2 separate regions of the Homo sapiens genome follow, and region 2 is linked to region 1. The links are chromatin loops, found by intact Hi-C in ENCODE. Cell type or tissue: endothelial cell of umbilical vein. All regions are shown on one strand. Each heading gives the region's core, and the rest is flanking DNA. Links, peaks and the distances in the headings are about the cores only.

Evidence for each region. Peaks named below come from ENCODE experiments on the same cell type or tissue, not always from the same donor. Only the 100,000 strongest peaks of a DNase experiment are listed, where the experiment ranks them.
Region 2: a loop joins it to region 1, with 5 times the contacts of the local background. A loop is called at or near these places in 2 of 110 quality-filtered maps.

What each region holds. Positions count from the first base shown.
Region 1 is chr12:77,919,334-77,930,536 of GRCh38, forward strand. The region is part of intron 1 of NAV3 (neuron navigator 3); the gene reads left to right. Among named protein-coding and RNA genes, the nearest start is that of NAV3, 94 kb to the left of the region's middle. In endothelial cell of umbilical vein, for the core only: CTCF peaks have their summits at 6,412 and 6,614 (motif pointing left); a DNase peak (open chromatin) is centred at 6,428.
Region 2 is chr12:77,746,227-77,757,429 of GRCh38, forward strand. It overlaps a transcript of NAV3 not described here. Among named protein-coding and RNA genes, the nearest start is that of NAV3, 79 kb to the right of the region's middle. In endothelial cell of umbilical vein, for the core only: no CTCF peak of the experiment used is centred there; a DNase peak (open chromatin) is centred at 5,945; H3K27ac peaks cover 652 bases.

The DNA.
Region 1 (11,203 bases), core at 1,505-9,504:
TATGTGAATTGATATATTTAGAACTTCCTTACCAGAAAGCTCAATTGTATGTTACTACATTCTTACATTGGAATATAAGAGTTGGGTATCCAGCTTAACTTCTGAAAATGCTCACACAGTAACAATTGCAACTCCGTATCTGTGGACATGGGGCTAGAAAGGAAGATACCATGTCACATTAAGATATTTTCTTTGGTATTTATCTACTTCTTAATCCCCCATTTTACTAAAATACATAAGTAAGAAAAGTATTCCAAAGTCTGTAATTTAGCTTATTTCTTAACCGCAAATATGTTACCTAGCAACCATTGAAGGACATCTTTATATCTTTAAGGCGAAGTACTTCATATTAATTTAGCAAACATCTGTTTCCTTATGAGAATAGGCATGCTTTCATTGAGACAGTCTGCATGTACACTGCTCTCAATGGCAATTATACTCCCTTTGCTTAATAGTTGATCAGATTAACAGAATTCTAGCTCTTAAAGGGACACTATTTATTTGACCCTATTGAAAATTTAATCACGCTTGGATTGTTTGGTGACCTTTTGTCACTGTGGGAGCTCTGAGATTGGAATTTGAAGTGAACAGCCCATGATTTCTCCAGAAGACTGAATTATCACTTATATTTTAGTTTTGAAAATGATGCTGTAATTTGGCAGGTTTATAACTTACCACTAATTGAAGCAATATTTATCAACTGCACGTGAAATATAGCATGGTGTTAAGAACTCTAGAGATTGTTAAGTTTGGTTAATAATCCGGGTTCTGGCACTCTTTACTGTGTGACATTTAGCAAATTGCTTAGTATCTTTAAATAGTAGTTTCCTCATCTGTAAAATAAGAGTAACAATAAAACCTTCTTTAATGTGTTGTTTTAGGAGTCACATTAGTGTGTTCTAAACCCCATAATTAAAATTAGTGCTCTAAATCCCATAATTAATATTTGAATAAAGAATACCATGCTATATATTGTACTTAATTTTCTCAGTTGCTTTATCAAAATTAACCAGTTTTATTTTGTTTGAAAAAATGGATTTTGTTTCAACAGTGGCTTAAAATTGGACATGAAGAAAATGGAAAAGTCAGATTTAAAAAACACACAACAAAAAGCCCCAAAACTGTAAGATGAATTAAGTCCTATCTGACCTTTTTACTTATAAATTTTATAGTACCAAAAAAACCCTTCATGACAATTTTCTGGAAATACAATTAACTTGCTATTGTGAAAAATTAAAATGCATTTTTAGCTAAATATATATTTTGAAAATTAGAATTATCAGAAAAACAGGTACAAGCCTTTGAATTTACTTTTAGGTACAATACTCAAACACCTTCTGGTTCATGTAGGCGAATATTTGTCATCTTTTTCCACTTGATTCACATGTGTGAGTCCAAATGTTAACCAGCAATGTTTGTTACAAAAAAGGAAGTCATCCGAAAAAAAATTACTCTGCAGATGCCTCTTGTCTTGAGAAAGAAAATATTATCAGAAAATAATGTCAGATTGATGACTGATTCGTCCTGTGAATGCGGATAGTAGTAGACTTTCCAAGGTCACCATTTGGATTCATATGAATTATTTGTTCATATCCTTGTCACAAAAGGGAATAGAGTGGCTGTGGGTACTTTCAATTAGAGAATTTTGAACCTGTGTTTGAAGATTTGGATTTCTAACAATCTCATCATAAGAAAACGAAAAGGATACCTATTCTTAAGGCTCATCTGCCAGTAGAGAAGCTGAAATTTAAGTCTAGTGGTATGTGAAATATTCAACAGACTTTGTCAAAGGCTTAACTTTAAAGCTAGGGTAACTATTTTGAGGAAAAAATGAGAAACGTCTTTTGGTCATCATAAATCTAGTGCCTGAGGATATGCATATTCAAGATATGAAATTCTAAAAATGTTAATATTTACTCAAATTTTAACTTGGAATTTTTGAGACTAATAAATGTTCCTCAGTTAAGGCAATACCGACTGTGAAATAGTTCATGAAGTCATAGAGATGCAGTTCAAAATTCTATTTTCATTATTCATAGAAATGTTCAAGAACAAGGATTAGCCAAGGTAGGAACCATTCACTTAAAAATCCTGAAACCGAGAAGTAGCCATACTTACATAAACGTTGGCAGCCTGGAATAACCAACAAATTGTGACTATTATTAAATGAATATATTAGAGCAGGAAAATCATGCCGTTGTTAAGAACTGCAGTTTGGAACCGACTTGGGAAAGATTGTCTTATGATAAGTTTTCTCATAGCTAAATTCCTTTTCCTTGGAGTTAAAATGAGAGTTACAATTTCTAACGTGAAAGATGAAAAATCTAGTGGAAATGATAGGGTTAAAATGATATATTTTTATGAGGATACAAGGCAGTACTTGGCCAAACACCTTGAAAAATTTTAGTGTTTCTCTTTTTATTTTTTATACCAACAAAGAAGGTAATATGGTGCCACTGAAAATGTATGGGTATTGTAGAGAGAGAGAAGCAATTTTAAACTTAGCTCTGTGACTTGCTACTTAATGACTTGGGGCAAATTAGTCAATGAATCTGAGCTTCAATTGTTTCACGTGTAATATAACAATGCCCATATCATAAGGTCCTTTGGAGGATAAATGAAATAAGGTCTGTAAAGTGCCCAGCACATGGGCAGAGAATGCTGTATAGGGTAACCTTTATGACTTAGTGGAAACAGTGGCAATTATATCAAAGTTCTATCTCTGAATCTTTGTGTCAATGAACTTGAAGTGCAAGACCTGGTCATATGCGTAGCAGAAGCTACCTCCTTGGTCAGCCCTGAAAACACTTCAATTTAGCCACCAGTTCCAATTAAAAATATTAGCCCAGAAGATGCCAAAATAGCTACCTTGGTATGGTTCCCTGCCTCTGTGTTTTGAAATTTTTGAGCTGTGAACCAGAGAGGTTTTTTTGGGTTTTGTTTTGATTTGTTTGTCTGTTTGTTTGTTTAATTTTTGAACTTTTGGAGGGCCAGCGCTTCTTTTCCATCTCCTAACAGCTTTTCGGGTCATTCGGGCTCTTGTGAATGTTTTGGTTTTTGACTGATCCCTTTATTTTTTAGTTATTCTCTGACCTCCACTACTCTATTTTTGGGAAAATCCCTCGTGGGTGTTTATTAAGACTTTTGCAATTCCTGTGTGCCCTACTCCATTGTTATCCTACAGAGGTGTTGCTCAGACATTCTGGACCTGAACAGGCCACTCCAAAGTGCCTTGCCCTTTCAGACCACTGTTCCAGCTTAGGATCCCACCTATGTCCAGCATTGACTTTACTCTTGTCCCCTCGGCCTGTGTTCCTCAACCAGAAACTTCTTGTTACTTGTGGTTCTCTCTTTGAGAATAATAATGAGTGTTTTTATTATTGACTTGAATCCTAAGACTCATTGTACCTTTGTTTTTCTAGAAGACCAAAAAATACTCTTAAACTGTTCTCATTAACTTCCTTAGAATACCAATGAGGTAATGCTTTGAAATCAATTTTAATTTTATGAGTAATATATTAATCCAGAACATTTTTAATTATAAAGAACAATATCTGAAATCAGATCACCCTTATTGTAAATACTATTACACCCTGAATTTGCTTCTAGTATTTTTATACGTACATCTTAAGATGGTTTTCTATTCTACTTTTTTTTGCATCATATTTTTCATTTTACTCTACAAGTATCACGATTTTTATTTTTGATGGCTACTTAACATTTTGAAGAGTGAATAAACCATAATTTGATAATAACAATTTCCCTATCATTAGGTGTTTTAGTTCCAATTTATAAATATTATAATTAATATAAACTACATTTTTGGAATATCAGTTCACATAAAAAGAGAATAAAGGAATGTCATAGTGGTATGTGGTAAGTCTAAAGTCAATTTAAGAAATAAAAAGCACATTTTCTATCGCTCCAGTATTCTACCAGCTTGATTATGATAGTGAAGAATTTTGAATTTAAAAGTCATTGCTTATGTTTTTAAATATATTTTAAGCTATCGAATTTAATTTCACACACACATATCAGAGCTAAAATAGGAGAGAGAGAGCTAGATTTAGAAAGTGATCATCTTCCAAATTTTTAAAAAAATCTATTTTACTGAAATTTGGAAACATCATTAATGTAGAAATAATGTCATAAATGATGGTTAGTTTTCTTGAACAGCCCACCTAAATCTGTATCATCTCTTCTGTAGATTTGTAAAGTAGGACTGTAACATCTACTGTATATACCTCAAATGAGTATAACAAACAAAATGACCTATTTGTAAATTGTAAAGCAAAATTAGAATATTAGATACATTCAGTACCTAGTTCATTTTAATAATAAAAAAAAGGTTATATGAAGTTCCAAGGACCCCAGCAGTGGAAACTTGACCAACAAATGCTCACACTACCACCCCAGAATCAGCAGTAAAAAATGAATGGAACTGCTGGGAAATCAAGCTCAGAGCTTCAAAAGGAAGAGAGGAGTTACTAGTGATGAAGAGTCCACAATATATGCTCAGAAGATGCTATTAAATTAGTAAAAAGATAACCAGAAAACTGTAGGTACAACACAATGATCTCTGCAAGGGAAATAGGGATTTGGGGAATGGATTTTTAGCTCTCTATAGGAGTTGTAATTGAATTCCTGTACATAAGGGAGTTGTTCTCCTAAGGGTCTGGCTGCAAGGAGAATCTCTGTAATTTAAATTAAAACCAGCTGCTCTAACAAACTCCTGAATTTCAATGGCTCTGTACACAGTAGACTTTCAGCAGTCCACAGTGTTTCCTGGGGGTTGGGTATGGAGTTGAGATGCTTTGTTATGTACAGTCACTCAAGAACTCAGACTAATGAAAACACACATTTTCATTATGTGGCCTCATTGTTTTACCTGGATATATCCCAGGTGGCCCATGGGCAAAACGAAGAATAGGTTAGAGTATATTTTTGTGGGCTAGAGTAGGAAGAGATGCATAATACTTTAGCTCTTATTACATTGGTGATATCTAGTCCATTTTTATCCACCTAAATGCAAGGAGAGGAGAGCTGGAAATGAAGTCCTTGGTGAGAAGCTGCTTTCTAGAGAATATTTTATGCTATGGAAGGTGGAGCACAAATTTTGGTGAACAGTGAAAATGTAATAGGTTCTCTCATGAGGGGTGGCAGTAGGGGGACTTCCAGGCATGAGGCAGCTGGAAGTGTATCCCCGCTTGGGTCAACTCTTCACAAAAAGTAGTTTTTGCACAGTCATTAATTTTCAACATAGATATCTAAAGTATAATGTTCCTTGTAATATATCAGGTAATACATCAGATATGGACAAAGAAGAAATTCAAGATAAGGATATTCTATGAAAGTAAATTAGTTTCTGTGTCTCAATGCAATTAAAAAGAAAGTAGTCGATCTAAATATTGACATGTGCAATGGTTATTTGAAATTACTACACATTTGTTTGGGGAGAATATGTTTTTAAATGTAAATCATGAGTAAGCATATTCCATTGATTATAATAATGATGACTTATAGTGTATAGCTCATTTTACTTTTGCACATGTTTTCTATTACAGTTAATCCTCACAATAATCCTACGAGATAGGCAGGGTAGATAAGGATATGATCCTAGCATGAAAGACAAGACTCAAGATCCAGTAGTTAGTGGTGGAACTTGGAAGAAAGCCCAGAATTTCTGACTCCAGGCTCCATACTTTCCACTTCTGAAACCCTTCAAAAATTTAACTTTACTTTTTTGAAGGGTGGGGGAATGATGGGGAGGGTGAAAGGTTGGGAAAAAAAACAAGATTGACTTATGTCTGCTTCTCTAACTAGTGAGAATTTTTACTTTTTGTGTCTTGCATGTTGAATGAATGTTTTAGACCATATTTCACATATATTTTGAAGGTCAACTTTAATCATAGGAATAGGTTTATAAGAAGGGAAATTTTCTAAAATTTGGTTTAGAGGCTTGAATTTGAAATTTGGGGCTAATTTAAAATCTTTGACTTTTATTCATTATCTTATATTTGTATATAAACCGTATAAGTTCATATAGTGAGCAGTCTGCATGTTTTCTGTTTTTATTTTTATTTTCCTTTAGCTAATATATTCCAATAATTTGTAAGAGATTCAAATGGAATCCTTAGCATTTTAACAATTGTGCATTCCAGCAATTGTGGTGCATTACAAATGAAAGGATTTTAGGATGAAAAGGCGGGGGGAGGTTTAGGGTGGCTGTTAATGCTATGACTTCTAAGTCTCCATGCTCTCTTAGTGGTCATGTGGTTGGCTCATTATTTGAGCAGCATCGCTTTGCGGTTTGACAAGGCTACGCAGCAGCAGCCACTGTTAGCCGATGGTCTTGCAGGTATGTGGATCTAGCTCCTACCCGTGGTGATGTGGAGCTACAGCATGTCACTGGAGAGACACCAACTGCAGAAAGCTGATACATAATTGTGTATGAGTGGAATACAAAATGAAACCATCAAAGTGTCCTTAGCAAATAGCAAACTAGATGACAGATCTCACCAATATGTTTTGCTATAATTTATTGTAGTTTTAAAATTTTCAGGTATTTATGAAAATAGGATGCCCTCTAGTGGGGATCAACAGAATCTTCCAAGTAGTCTAATATTTGCTTAGAGTTGATGTAAAAAGAAGGAAAGAAAGTTGTTGAAAAAACAAATATTTTTTGAAAGTTGCTTACTTTTTCCTGGAAATTTCTCTATTGCTCCCTGTCAACTGATGGCTGGATTAGTACTCCCTGTGCACTGCATTTTTATTTCCATTACTTTTCACAGAGGCTCTTAAACACAGCAGGCAGAGTGTTCTCTCTCAGCTTCCAAGTTCTATGTTTTTAGCCTAAGTGAACGTAAACAATCCCTTGGCCACTTCTTTCTAAATTAATTAATTAATTAATTATAACCTATCTTGAAACACCTTTGAGGTAGATATCTATCTTTGTCACTAACAATTTAAAGTATTTAAAACATAGGAATGAATGCTTTGCAAGGAGGATTGTTGTAGGCAATGCTTACCTTACCTTATGCATCTTACCTTCCCTTACCTCCCAAGCTTCTTTTTACAAAGCATTTCTTCCTAGCAAGAGAGGCTTGGGAGGTAAGGGAAGATATAGATAGATAGATACATACATACATAGATAGATACATAGATAGATATAGATATAGATATGCCATGGCTGTTTTATTACTTTTCACTTACATTAAAATACTATATTCTTTACATTGAAAGACAGTTTAAGGTATTAGAATTAAATCTCTTGTAATTTGTGAACAGCATTCCATCCACGCCAGAGGTTCTCAAACATTAACACAGTTCAGAATCACCTGGCAGACTTTTTAAAATTCATTTGTTGGGCCCCACTACCAGTCTCGGATTCAATAGATCTAGGATGGGGCCTGGTAAGTTGCATTTGTAACAAGTTCCTAGATGATTCTGATGCATTGGTCAAGAACCTGCATTTTGAGAACTACGGTCTACGCTAAACCAATCTTTCCATCAGTCAATTTTTCTCTGTTAATTGTTGGAAAGTAAGGAGAAATGCTCAGGTCAGAAGCCTGGAAACTCTGAACTGCTAAGGCTTAAACGGAATTTATTCTCTTTTAACTTTGTGTTTTATTAACAGTATTTTCTTATGCATATTTATAGCATGTTACTTGGTCTTTGGAGGATGGTAGCTGATTTTACTTTGAATGTACTTGCACAATTTACATCAATTTATCAGACTGATACAAGAAGAAGTTAAAAGAATCTCAAGTATTCTCACTTGTTTTCTTAGAAAAGGGTAGAGATGGACTGTTTTCATAACTGTTTTTTAAAACATACTGTGTGGTATTAATATTTAGATTTTAGCTAATATTGTCACCAGCATTATTAGACTTCACAGACTGTTAAGATGAATTCCCCATGGAGCTCTCTGTTAGTACTAGATGTTGCAGCAGTCAAATAAAGGAGACTTTTCTCCATATTTTGAGATGGACATAAGATGTAACAGAAATAAGGTAGAAGGCTGGAGTTAAGAAAGGCTCATAAATAAAACATTTCCTTTTGTACGAGCTGAGAGTATAAATCTTGAGACAGAAAGTATGGGTTCTATGTAGCACTTACTGTTGCCACCTTGGGAAAATACTTCACTTCTCTGTTTTAGAATCTTCATCTTTAAAAACGGAATAGTGGTACCTTCCTCTTAGGGAGCTTTAAGGATTGAATGAGTTAAACTATTTAAAGTATTTAAAATAGTGCTTACTCTCAACACTGTTATTAGTAGACACTACATCTTGGAGAAAGAATGTTATGTAGCCCTTTCTTGTCATACTGCTGGTAGCAGTGGAAATGCAATTAAAGTGAAATAAAATTTAAGTTACCACCAGATTGTGCCTTATAATTATAATAGCCAACTCCTTTTTCAAAAATGTATATCATATCATTTTTTGTAGAAGAAAAGATCATTAGTCAGGCCCCATGCATTTAAGACCGGGTAGCTGGTTCTTCATTATGTATTTTATTTCTGCCAGAGTGTTTGATTGACTGTCTGTATTGACCATGAGGTTGCCCAGTATGACTGCATCACTAAAGGTTAGAGAAGGAAAATGCTGGAAGTGCACGGTGACTCATACCTGTAATCCCAGCACTTTGGGAGGCTGAGGTGAGCATATTGCCTGAAGTCTGGAGTTCGAGACCAGTCTGGCCAACATGGTGAAACCCCATCTCTACTAAAAATACACAAAAATTAGCCAGACGTGGTGGTGTGCGCCTGTAATCCCAGCTACTCGGGAGACTGAGGGGAGGGAATTGCTTGAATCAGGGAGGTAGAGGTTGTAGTGAGCCGAGACTGCGCCACTGCACTCCAGCTTGGGTGACAGGGCTAGGCTCCGCCTCAAAAAAAAAAAAAAAAAAAAAGAGAGAGAGGGAAGGAAAATGCTGACTCAGTTTCCAAAGTATTCAGTACATTTGGAACAGCAAGAAAGATTAGAGAACAACACATATGGCTTTAAATGAATGCCGAGGGGTTCTCACAATGATGATCTGGACACGAACTAGGTAGCTAGAATGCCAAAGGATAAGGGAGATGGAGGAAAGATGAGGCAGTCATCATTGCAGAGAACCCCTACTAGGATTTCAAAATTGTCTGACCTGTTCCCGACCCCCTCCCTCCCTTCCTCATTAACGAAAAACTTATGTGCCTTATCCTTGTTGGTACTGCCCATGGTGCCAAGCACAGTACTGCTCAATAAATGTTGGCAGGTTTGATTTGACTATGAATGACATGGTTTGTGTTATGGCCTCAGCTTTTTTCTCTATTAAAAAACTGCATGTAAAGAAAAATCAGAACATACTGTAGTTAGCATAGTAAATCCTACCCTTTCTTTTCCTATCAACTTACCTGTATTTCTGTTCATCTAAAAATTTCCTATTTCCAATCTAATAATAGAGATATGTAACTAGATTCTAAGCTAGTGAATTGTGGCTACAATTTTAAACAGATAAATGCAGTTGCAAATGAAAATATTAATGTAATTTCAGCTCTGATAAAATCTGAAATTGAGTTAAAGGGTGCACTTGATATCTGCATAACAAAGTGTCACTGGGATGGGTAGGGGTAGGTGCCAGAGAGTTCAGGAGGTCAATGTTGATTATTTGTCCATCTGGCTTTATGGTCAAAAGAAGTACAGTAGCCTGCTGTGGTGAATTCTCTGTTTGGGTAGGAAATAACTCTCAGAGTACTTGAAAAGTTAAATGCTGTAATAATGATATTTATGCATATCAATGTAGTTTATTCATTTTGTCTGAAGACAGCTAATCTCTTCATATGAAATATATCATTAGTAATATGTTAGATATACCAGGATTTTAATATATTAATTAAGGACTTGTATTCTTTGCAACTAAAATCAAACCGTTTTAAAAAATAATTAGGAGATATGTATATTTTCTTAAAACCTAAAAACCAATTTTTAGAGTTCCATTTTTAGAGTTCCATTCCATTAGCCTGTCAAAGCCACCACATTGCATAGCTCTGGCTGCGTCACGGACAGGGACATGTCATTGACCCTATAAGCTATAAGCCAGTCTTTATTGAGTGTCTACTAAGTGGGAGACACCAGTATCTAGCTAATCCAAACCAGAAATTTGAATTTATCCACCTTGAGTCAAATCTGTTTCACTTTCAAGTCTTGCTGATTCTACTCCGTAAATACGGCTTTTCTATATCCCCACACCTTTGGTTTTCTGTATCCCTACCTCATCATCTTTCGCTCAGACTCTTTTTATAACCTTATTTTTATTTATTTATTTACTTATTTATTTTTATTTTCTTTTAAGATGGAGTCTTTTAAGATGGTGCAGCAGCATGATCTCGGCTCATTGCAACCTCTGCCTCCCTGGTTCAAGCGATTCTCCTGCTGCAGCCTCCCAAGTAGCTGAGATTACAGGCACCCGCCACCACGGCCAGCTATTTTTTTTTTTTTTTTTTTTTTGTATTTTTAGTAGCAATGAGGTTTCACCATTTTGGCCAGGCTGGTCTTGAACTCCTGACCTCAAGTTATATGCCTGCCTCGGCCTCCCAAAGTGCTGGGATTACAGGCATGAGCCACCATGCCTGGTCTATAAACTTTATTTTTAAATGAATGATTTTCATTGTTATTAGACTATTAAAATAAAATAACATGTAAAGTTCTACAGGTAAACAAACAAGAGCAGTCCTATCCCTAGCTCCTCTCCAACAAAAAGAATGAATTTCTACCCATTTAGCAATTTCTTATGGTGATTATTTTTGTATTTCCAAGTAATATGCTTTAATATCCTACTTTATGAAATTTAGAGACTATTGACTTTTTGGGATGGTATATAAGGACTTTGCTTCTTTATAACCCCCTTCTTCTCTGCACTACCCCCAATATACTTACACTATAATTTTCAGTGAAATCTATATTGTTTTCATTGTTCCCATGTAAATATTATTCACTACCAGACTAATACTAGCCTAGGATTAAAGTCTCTTTCTTAAACAGAGTTTGTTGTTTTTTTTCTATAGAGCTAATAATTGCCTCACTTTTTTATTGTATAATTTATGTTGACTTTATGGCTACATTTACCTTTTTTTTTTAACAGTTTCCAACAGATCTGTAAAATCCATCCGTATACAATTTTCCTTATAATCCAATTCTCACACAGTGCATCAGATTTATTATTT
Region 2 (11,203 bases), core at 1,107-9,106, 170 kb before region 1:
TTAGCAAACCATATGGTCTCTGTCACAATTACTCCTCAGTACTCTGTGAAAACAGCCTTAGACAATACACAAATGTATTAACATGAAAACCACAAGTGGTTGCCTAGAAACACTAGTGGGAAATCCCCATCAGAAGTCAACACAGACAAGCTGCACCTGTTTCGTATAAACAGTGATGAGGGCATTGTAAAAATGGGTTTCCTGGCCTACTGGGATGTTAAGGAGCTGTTTTCAATCTACCTACAAGTACATCTATATGTGTGCATATATGTATGTGTATACTATATTACATAACTAATACTGTGTTGGGCCCTATGAGAATTATGTAGAAATTAAATAAATAATCTTTGTCTTCTGAGAAATGTCATTCTATTTGGAGGAAGAGATGGAGAAAGGAGGATTGAGGGAATGGAAGTAATTATAACATTTGATATAGCTGAACAGTGGATTTACTGATAAAAAGTGACACAATGACTTTGAATACAGAAAGCTAGTACATTAGGAAGGAATATTTCTCTGCCCTTGAAGTTGAGGTGATTCAAAGAAGTAGCCAACTGGGAACTCTCTTCTTACATATATCATTTCAGCTACTCTCTTTCTTTGGAGAGATGAAACAATGGCTTATTTTTCCTGTGTTACTATTTCTACTTCTTAGTTCTGCTGCATGTCATATAGTCTCAATAGTTATTAAAATGCAAAGAAAAATGAAAAATTAGAGGGACACTTGTCAAACTCAATTGCACTTTGACAGGTATGATTTTGGTCTCCTAAAATGTTTTAGGCCTTGAAAATAGTATCTTGCTACATTTGATATGGACTCTTTTTCTTCTTAACTTTAAGTAAACATTTTATTGAATTATAATGTACATTTACGTAACAATAGATATCTTGAGTCTGTTGTTTATGTTTTGTGAAATTTGTCTAAAAAATAGTGTAGTAGATAAATTTTACTGTTTGCCAGATTAAAACATTGATTTTTTCATGTCTTTTGGCTGCATAAATGTCTTCTTTTGAGAAGTGTCTGTTCATATCCTTCATCCACTTGTTGATGGGGTTGTTTGTTTTTCACTGACCATCAGAGAAATGCAAATCAAAACCACAATGAGATACCATCTCACACCAGTTAGAATGGTGATCATTAAAAAGTCAGGAAACAACAGGTGCTGGAGAGGATGTGGAGAAATAGGTACACTTTTACACTGTTGGTGGGACTGTAAACTAGTTCAACCATTGTGGAAGTCAGTGTGGTGATTCCTCAGGGATGTAGAACTAGAAATACCATTTGACCCAGCCATCCCATTACTGGGTATACACCCAAAGGACTATAAATCATGCTGCTATAAAGACACATGCACATGCATGTTTATTGTGGCACTATTCACAATAGCAAAGACTTGGAACCAACCCAAATGTCCATCAATGATAGACTGGATTAAGGAAATGTGGCACATATACACCATGGAATACTAAGCAGCCATAAAAAATGATGAGTTCATGTCCTTTGTGGGGACATGGATGAAGCTGGAAACCATCATTCTCAGCAAACTATTGCAAAGACAAAAAACCAAACACTGCATGTTCTCACTCATAGGTGGGAATTGAACAATGAGAACACATGGACACAGGAAGGGGAACATCACACTCTGGGGCCTGTTGTGGGGTTGGGGGATGGGGGAGGGATAGCGTTAGGAGATATACCTAATGTTACATGACGAGATAATGGGTGCAGCACACCAACATGGCACCTGTATACATATGTAACAAACCTGCACGTTGTGCACGTGTACCCTAAAACTTAAAGTATAATAAAAAATAAAAATAAAAAAAATTGATTTTAAGTCTTAATAATTATGTTTCAAAAGTAATCAGAAAGTAGCATGTGAATATAACAATGGTATATATGTGCTTCATTTTGATATCATAGAAGAGCATTCTGGAAGGGTCCAGTGCTATCTCCTGCTACTGGTGATTTTATAATAAAATACAATCTGTGATTTTTGGTGGAAAATTATATCAGTCATTCAGTGTCATGGTGGTTCCTCTATAAAGCTGCTAGAGCAATTTGGTTGCCACATTCATTGTGCATGTTCCATCTGTGGTTTGATTTACTTGCTGTCAAATCCAAGATTTACATTATTCTATATGACAAAAATAAATGTATACATCAAGCTTTCAAGATTATGGATAAGATTCAAATTGCCCTTTTAAATTACATTATACTTTTAAATTAAGATGAATGCTGGCAAGACATGAAAACAACCTCAGTGTCTGTTGATGGATGAATGGATAAAGAAAATGTGGTGGACATGTATACAATGGAATATTATTCAGCCATGAATAAGAAAATCCTAACATTTGTGACAGCATAAATGAAACTGAGGACATGATGCTAAGTGAAATAAATCAGGCAGGAAAAGACAAACACTGAATAATCTCACTTAGATGTGGGGTCTACAAGAGTCCAACTTAAAGAGTAGGATAGTGGTTACCAGGGCCTAGGGCTTGGGGGAGATGGGGAGATGTTGGTCAAAGGGTACACACTTTCTGTTATAAATAAGTTCTAGAGATCTACTGTACAGCATGGTGACTCTAGTCAGTGATATTGTATTGTGTGTTTGAAACTTGCTAAGAGAAAAGAGCTTAAATGTTCTCACCACAAAATAAAAGTAAAATTGACAACTAGGTGAGGTGATGTCTAACTGTATAATCATTTCACAATATATATGTGAATTAAATCGTTACATTACACATGTTAAATGTATACAATTTTATTTGTCAATTATACTTCTGCAAAGCGGGAGAAAAAAAGGTAAGTGTGATGTACAAACTCATACTAGAAACCATCCACGTTGTTGGAAATGAGCTATGCATGCCACCAAGTGAAGTGAGAAAGATTCTCCCACCTTAGTTTTACCCAGAACTACTGGAAAGATGTGTTATTGTTCAACAGTGACAGACATGATAAAGGACTACTTCATATGAACTACATTTCTAATGAGAACAGAGTCCAATGAACAGAAAAAGAAATATCATTATATATGGAAGGGCAATGTCACATTTCTAACGATTCTGTTACGTTGAGATATTCAGGGATCAAACCTAGTAGGGTTCAGCCCTGTAATGGGGCTTAACATTTAGAACAATTTAAAAATATTAAAACTTAGATGAAGTTATAAAAGATGTTACAGATGAGAAAAAGATGAAAATGAGTATTAATATGATGGATGGGAAAGGCCATACACAAAGTTAATCTGCTGAGTTGATGGGTTGCATCAAAATTATGGGACTGAATTTAAATGTAAATATGTTTTAAAATCTATTTAGACAATTTAAGATAGTGAAGATATAGCTTGATAACAAATATTTTTTGAAAAGGTTCAGCTAGGCTTTTTTTAATGTCTATAAGTTTAATATGAGCCAGAAATATGAAGTGCCTGCTAAAAATAAAAATAAAAACCTTAGGCATAATAGCAATACAGTAAAGATCAAAAGAAGTCATGCACTTGTTGCATTCTGTGATATTTAGACCACATCCAGCAGGTTGTGCTGCTGTCTTTGGGCCATATTTTAAGAGAGTGCTCGCTGTATATATCAGAGTGGGTCTAAAAGAGGCTGACCAGGTGTTTTCTAAAATATTTGATTTACCAATGTAACAGATGCTAGAGTTCTTTTCTTTCAAGTTAAAGCTTTAAGGAGTAGACTTGAGTCCCCTGGGAAGTCATGGGCAGCTGCTGCTAGAGAGATATATTTCAGGTGATTCTGCAGTTCAATAAAGTCAAAGATGCCAAGTTATTTTAATACAGTATAAATGAAAATTATGGGAAGGAGTAAAGATAACCTCTGTTGGCTAGGTGCGGTGGCTTACGCCTGTAATCCCAGCACTTTGGGAGGCCAAGGCAGGTGGATCACAAGGTCAGGAGATCAAGACCATCCTGGCTAATATGGTGAAACCCCATCTCTACTAAAAATACAAAAAATTAGCCAGGCATGGTGGTGGGTGCCTGTAGTCCCAGCTACTCCGGAGGCTGATGCAGGAGAATCTTTTGAACCTGGGAGGCAGAGGTTGCAGTGAGCTGAGATCACGCCACTGCACTCCAGCCTGGGTGACAGAGCAAGACTCCATCTCAAAACAACAACAACAAAAATACAAGAACAGAACATAACCTCTGTTGGCTTGCACTTGTAGTCCTAGCTGCTTGGAAGGCTGAGGTAGGAGGATTGTTTGAGGTCAGGAGTTTGAGTCTGCAGTGCGCTCTAATCATGCCTGGGAATAGCCATTGCACTCCAACCTGAGCAATAGAGTGAGACCCTGTCTCTAAAAAAAAAAAAGTAAAAAGAAAGAAATATGAAAGATAACCCTGGGTAAGTACAGAGCTGGGAGGGATATAGGACATGACTGTCTTGTTTGGCTTTCTGGGCCTTGTAAAGCAAATGGATCTCAGGGCTCCATTTAAAGTCTGAAGTGGATTTTAATAATTGTGGTATACAGTGACAAGTGATACAATAGCATATGGCAAGTCATGCTGTTAGCATTAAAAAGGGAAAGATAAATACTTTCATATAGATTTTATTCCAAATCTGGCAAAAAATAATTTAAGAAAGGCAGAATGTAGCACTCACAGCAAGTGATAATCAATTTTCAAAGTTTTTAGGAACTAACAGAATGGCAGTTTTTAAAACTATAATTTGCTTAGAATTGAAAATGAGGGTGCCTCTGGCTACAAGACTTATTCTTATTTGCTATAGATTCCTGCAGTCTCACAACTAACTGTGAGAATTTTCTTTTTCTCTTTTTGTTTTGTTTATTAACGAGTTGGGCTAAAGGGTTTTGTTATGTATAGTTTCACAAACACATAGATCTTAGTTTGAATGAACTGGTCCTATTTCTTTAGAATCCTTTAGGCATATGAAAGTTGAGTTTGGTGTTGGTCAGGACAAGGTAAACATACGCTGGATAATAAAAGGCACAAAAAAGTTGACTAATGGGTTATACTCTTATGAGCTTTTCTACTTCAAAAATACTAGCCTCTTTGTAGCCTCTTTTCGTAGAGCTATCTTTGAAAGGACTTCTTTTTCTCCTCAAATCCAGTATCTACCCCTGCCTAGGCATATCTACCTATACACATTGATATGGTTTGGCTGTGTCCCTGCCCAAATCTCATTTGAATTGTAGTTCTCGTAACTACATTTGGGAGAGATCTGGTGGGAGGTAATTGAATAATGGGGGCGGTTACCCTCATGCTGTTCTCATGATAGTGAGTTCTCACAATATCTGATGTTTTTATAAGGGACTTTTCCCCCTTTTACTCACTCACTTTCCTTCCTTCCACCATGTGAAGAAGGACGTGTTTGCTTCCCTTTCTACCATGATGGTAAATTTCCTGAGGCCCCCCCAGCCATGCCTAACTGTGAATCAATTAAACCTCTTTCCTTTATAAATTAACCAGTCTCAGTTATGTCTTTATTAGCAGCATGAGAATGGACTAATACATACATTGTTCCTTTATAATCTAGAAGCATTATATCAATGTGAGCATATACATTTTGTATTCTTAAATTACACAATACAATTTACACATTGTTCAATTGAAGTTTTTTTCTTTCATAACCGAGCTTATACGCAGTTGTTCTGTGACATTAACACATTGAAGTTATTCTTGGTTTGTTATTTAAGAAAATATTGGAAATATTAGATGTCTTCAGGGAGATATTTTTTAAAACATATTACCAGATGGGTGAATATTTCTCCTTTCCAAGAATATAAAATTGGTGACTCATTTTTATCTTTGGTTTTCCACTGTAAAGAATGGGTGTCAGCTTCCTATGTAATTTTGATTTGTTTATCCAGCAGTTTTGTTTGTCTGTGCGCTTTTCTGTGTGCCAATTGTGGTCAATATTTGGTTTCCATAAAAGGTATGAGTTTTCTTTGAGGCTATCTTTTCTTACCATTGCCAAACCCACAACTGATGCACCATTACTTTGACTTTTGTTCTTAATTTAAACTTGGCACGGATCCTGTCTTTGGTGTAAAACATAAAACATACTCTGTTTTGACATGGAAGCTGGGAAGGAAACTATTTGTTTGACATTTTCTAAAGGGATCTATAGACAGGATGTTTGTGTCGCTTTTATAGGGACGCAACTACTACCTGAATGTACAAATACCCACGAGTTCAGGGTTGGCACGGCTATTAACAAATAAAAGTAGCCGAGAGTCCATTTTTCTTAGTTTATAGATAAAAACAGATGAAGACACATCAAAATCACTCAGTTTAATGGAACGCTGGAATGCAGAGCAATCAGGACAGATACTAGTCTCAAGTCCAATGGCTTTTCACTGCTGCAATTCTACCGAACTGACTCCTTACTGTATAGACCAGACCACCTGAGTCTGAATCCTGGCCCTACCACTCATATGTCTAGGCAGGTTATTTAGCCTCACTGAGCCTTTTTTTCCTCAACTGTAAAATGAGATATTAATAGTCTCTACTTTATAGAGCTCTTATAATAATTAAATAAGGCAAGCGACTGAATACAGTGACTGACAGAGTATCATGCTCCTCTTCCTCCTCCTCATCTCTCAAAATTGAATGCACAAAAAATACAACTACGTGACAATAAAATTGAATGCACAGGTTACATCCCTTTTTGGTGAGACTGTCAGGTTAGGGTTCTTTAAAGAGCAGGCTTTGGGCATTCTGGGTTCATTACCATATAGTTCTAACTTACTAAGCCAAAGATACAGTCTTAGACTTTTTATAAGGTAAACTGAACAGGAACTCCATGACCTGAAGGTGCTACTAAACCTCTAAGCTGTGAAACTTCAGTCATATTTTATGAATAATTTAGGTTTTGTAAGCTCAGTTCATCCATATTTTGGAAGCTTTTCAGACCATCTTCTGTAAAAATTGTACAGCAAGAAACTGACAACACATAGAAAGTAAAAAAGAATTCCTACAAACTTTACCTGCCAAATCAATCCATGTATTCATATTTATTGAGTGTCTAGAATCTACGCAGTGAAGAAAACTACTTACCATTCTCATGAGCACCCTGTCTTGCACATTGTAGGCACCTAATGCATTTTTTTTCAATTGAAATTTATGACTGTGTTTTTCACAGTAAATGTTCCCTTTAAAATATCCTCTAAATCACTTCTTTTAAAGTAGATAACCAGTCAAAAGTGGGGCAGTAGCAACTGTTGAACTTAGCAGTAGCCAAAAGCCACCTTCATCCCGAAATCTAATGACAGCTTCTTGGATGCAGCACATGTGTGTTCTATCTCCATCTCTCTTCTTAAAGACAATCCCTAGGTCTACATCTACTGCTGATTTTGCAGTTTTTACTAGTTAGGTCATATTGAGAATGATGATAGCATTAAAAATGAGGTGTTTTATTCTCTCTTATCCCTTGCCACAGTCAGTAGAAAAAGGAGGGGGAAGTAGGGAAGCCCATCACTATTGTTCCACAGCACTGAAATCATTGCTTTTTAAGAAATGGCACACAAGTGGTACCATTTATCAAGTGGTACTATTTATGTCTCTGTAAGAAAAATTCCTGTCTAATGCAAAATTGTTTTACAAATGAAGATTATTGGTACTTACTGAGGAAAGGATAAGTTGAAATACGTTCAAAAATATTGAATGAAAGATGTTTTGTCATTCTACTCATGGTTTACTAAGAAAGATTTAAATTTCTTCACATTAATCAGACTGCTACCTTTAGTGCAATTAAATGTCACATAATTGACTGTTATCTTGAGTCTTGTCATATAGAAAAAGGTAGGCTAGGTATGCCCAAGTTTGTTTCAGAAATAATTAATACTTTTAAATTATGAATTAGGTGTATTACTGATGTTATTTTATACGTATTTTTGAATAGCCTCTCCAAAGAAATCACAGGCATCTCATAATTTCATATAATAATGAGCGAACCTTTCTTCCAGCTCATCCATTTAGAGCTCCGATTTTGGCCATTTACTCTCAGGTGCTCCACTCTCCTCAAGCTGATATTGGCATGAGATTAGGGAATACCAACGCCCCAGTCACATGGAGCCAGTGTTGATGAGACTAATTGGATTACTCACTGGCTTAATTCCCCTTGTATGCTAAGGTGGGAAAGGGATAACAATGTATGTGAAAGTCCAAAGTCCCCTTCAAGCTACACTCCAACACAAGCTATGGCTATTACCATTTCCCCACATTGGCTTATTATGGTGACCTTCATTGCTCCTGAAGGACTGCTTTACTTAGTCTTCCCTTTTCATGTTATCAATTCACAGCATAGAATTATAGTTCTCTATTTCTGTATAGCCCAGAATTTGAGTTTAGTTGAATTTCTCATTCTTACCCGTTAAAACTTGGACAGCTGCAGAAAACATGTTTCTTAATACAATTTTGTGTTTCTTGCTGCTACTAAAGCAGAAAGAATGGCAGCCCCATTGACTAGTATTAGTGAAACTTTGTGAAAATCTTACGAAGATGTTAATGTTCCTTTTGGCTGTGCTTCCAGTGGCTTAGCTGTTTATGCGAAACTTTGCCTGGATGTCTTACAAGACCAGTGATTCTATCAGGTTTTGTTTTCCTCTGCCTTGGGATAGATGTGTTGCCAGAGTCATATTCCTTATAATACTGTTATTTGGCTCCAGTTTTATACTAAAACCAAGGACATAGTCAGGTAATGATTTGTGAAAGAAGAAAATAAACTTATAATTGCTGGCAAGAATAGAAAATCTTTTATCAAAATATTTAAATATGATATTCTGAATAATTTTTATCAATATCGGGAAAAGTTTTTTTGCTGAATTAAAAACAATTCCAAACCTGAATAATTTAATTTTCCTTCTTTTCTCAGTTAGTGATGAAGCTCAGCCTACAGGTGGACATTTTCATATACATATGAATCTCACCATCTTCATATTTCTAGTCTTTTCATTTGTTCCTGAAACCACTTATGCTTACTGTTTTTTTAATCTCAACAAAGACTATTTCTGAAATTTATACAGATCACAGGTCTCTTAAATCACAATTAATAATTTCTAGTTTATAGCTTTCTAATATGGCTCTTGTAAGATATGAATGAAATACATGACTTTAATTTAATAGAGGCCACATATATTTTGACCTCTTTGCTCATTCATACCTACTCTGTACCAACTGTGTGCTGGGGATACCAGGGAGCACAAAGCCCTCTGCTTACGTTGATGGGATCTTCTTTTCTTTTCTTTTCTTTTTTCTTTTCCTTCCTTCCTCCCTTCCTCCCTTTCTCTTTCCCTCCCTCCCTGTGCCTTTCCTTTCCTTTCCTTTCCTTTCCTTTCCTTTCCTTTCCTTTCCTTTCCTTTCCTTTCCTTTCCTTTCCTCCCTCCCTCCCTCCCTCCCTCCCTCCCTCCTTCCTTCCTTCCTTCCTTCCTTCCTTCCTTCCTTCCTTCCTTCCACTCTCTCTCTTTCTTTCTCTCTTTCTTCCTTTATTTTCTTTCCTTTTTCTTTATTTTCTTTCTCTCTTTCTTTCTTTTCCTTTTTCTTTTCTTCGTCAGGGTCTTGCCTTGTCACTCAGGGTGGAGTGCAGTGGCGTGAACACAGCTCACTGCAGCCTCAACCTGACAGGCTCAAGTGATCCTACCACCTCAACCTTCCAAGTAGCTGAGACTATGGTTAAAATAATGTCGAATTCAAAATAATTTTAAGAAATATTTGAAGATAAGATGTCACTTTAAATATCTTATTGTCCTGTAGGAAAGCACAGAAAAAGTTCTAAAATACTAACTTAGCATGGTCTTTGAAATAGATCAACTTTTGAATCCTCACACTTCACTTATTTGGCACAAATTACACTTATCTTTTTGTACTCATTTTGTTCTCTTTAAAAAATAAAGATAATAAAAGTATCATCCTTCTAGAAGTGAGTGAGGACTATATGATATAATATATACAAAGACCGCCACCAGGTAGTTTTTTAATGCTTGTGCCTTTTTTTAGTATCATTATTAATGTTATCATTATTGTTATTAAAAGCAAGTGTTTATAGAAATAGGGTTATGAAAATTTGAAAATCATAGGCATAAATAAGCTTTAGCCTATGGCTCAGATGGCATTTGCAGTTTATGCATATCATGCTGATTTAACTGACACTTTTTTTTTCCAAATTTTAATTCCTTCTCCTATTTTCAGTGAGATGTATTTTTATTTTTCTACTCAGTTTGTTGTCCTACTCATTATTGTGAACATAGGAATGAAGGGGTGCTTGGAAATGTCTAGATTATCTTGGCCATTCTCTTGTTATATTCAGTGATGTCAGTAAGACATGCTCCTTTAGGAACTGTGTGGTTTATGAGCCTGGAATGTCATATGCAAAAGAAATATTCCTAACTCTATATTTTATGGCTAAAGGTTATAGAAAGATTATTAGTTGACTTTCTTTTGAGATGGAATATTTTAGTCATGCTTTAAAAATGAGATTCTAAATTATTTTTAATTTTCTTATTTGAAAGTAAATAGTTTCTAATAACTAAAGTATGAAATTACTTTGTAATTCTGAGATATGCAATATCCATATCCACCTATATTTAGTTCATATATTTCAGCTGGGTTATTTATTGAACTATTCCTTGCCATTAAAAAATTATATATAGTAGATTTTATCTTTATGCTAAACAGATTCTTCTTAGTCATTCAACTTGCTAGAATCCCCCAATCTCACCCATAGCAAAAGATTTTAGTTACTACTCCCATAAGAAGAAAACCTTCCCATTTTCAATTTATTCAGTTTTCACCTTTTACCTCTATTAGGTGGCACTTGCTAGGTATAACAGTAACAACCCCATCAAAGCAAAGTTTTATTTCTTGCTCATGTTAAATATTATTCAAGGATCCTCTTAAAGTCTTTTTCATCCTGAGACTCAAATTGAGGAATAATCCTTAACTGGGGCTTGCCAAGATAATGGCAGATGGAAAGAGAGAAGTTGTGAGACTGCACATCGGTTCTTACACCTTCTGCTCAGGGGAGGCACATGTTTCATGTCTCTCCTACTCACATTTCATTAGCCAAAGTTAGTCACATAGTCAAGCCTGAAGATAACTTTATGGGAAAGTATAATTTTCCTGTAGCAATGGGCCTGTGGGAGGGGTGGCACTAAAATATTTAGACAAAACTAGTTTACCACACTACCTTCATATTGCTGTCTTTGCACGTTGAAATGTGCCTTCTT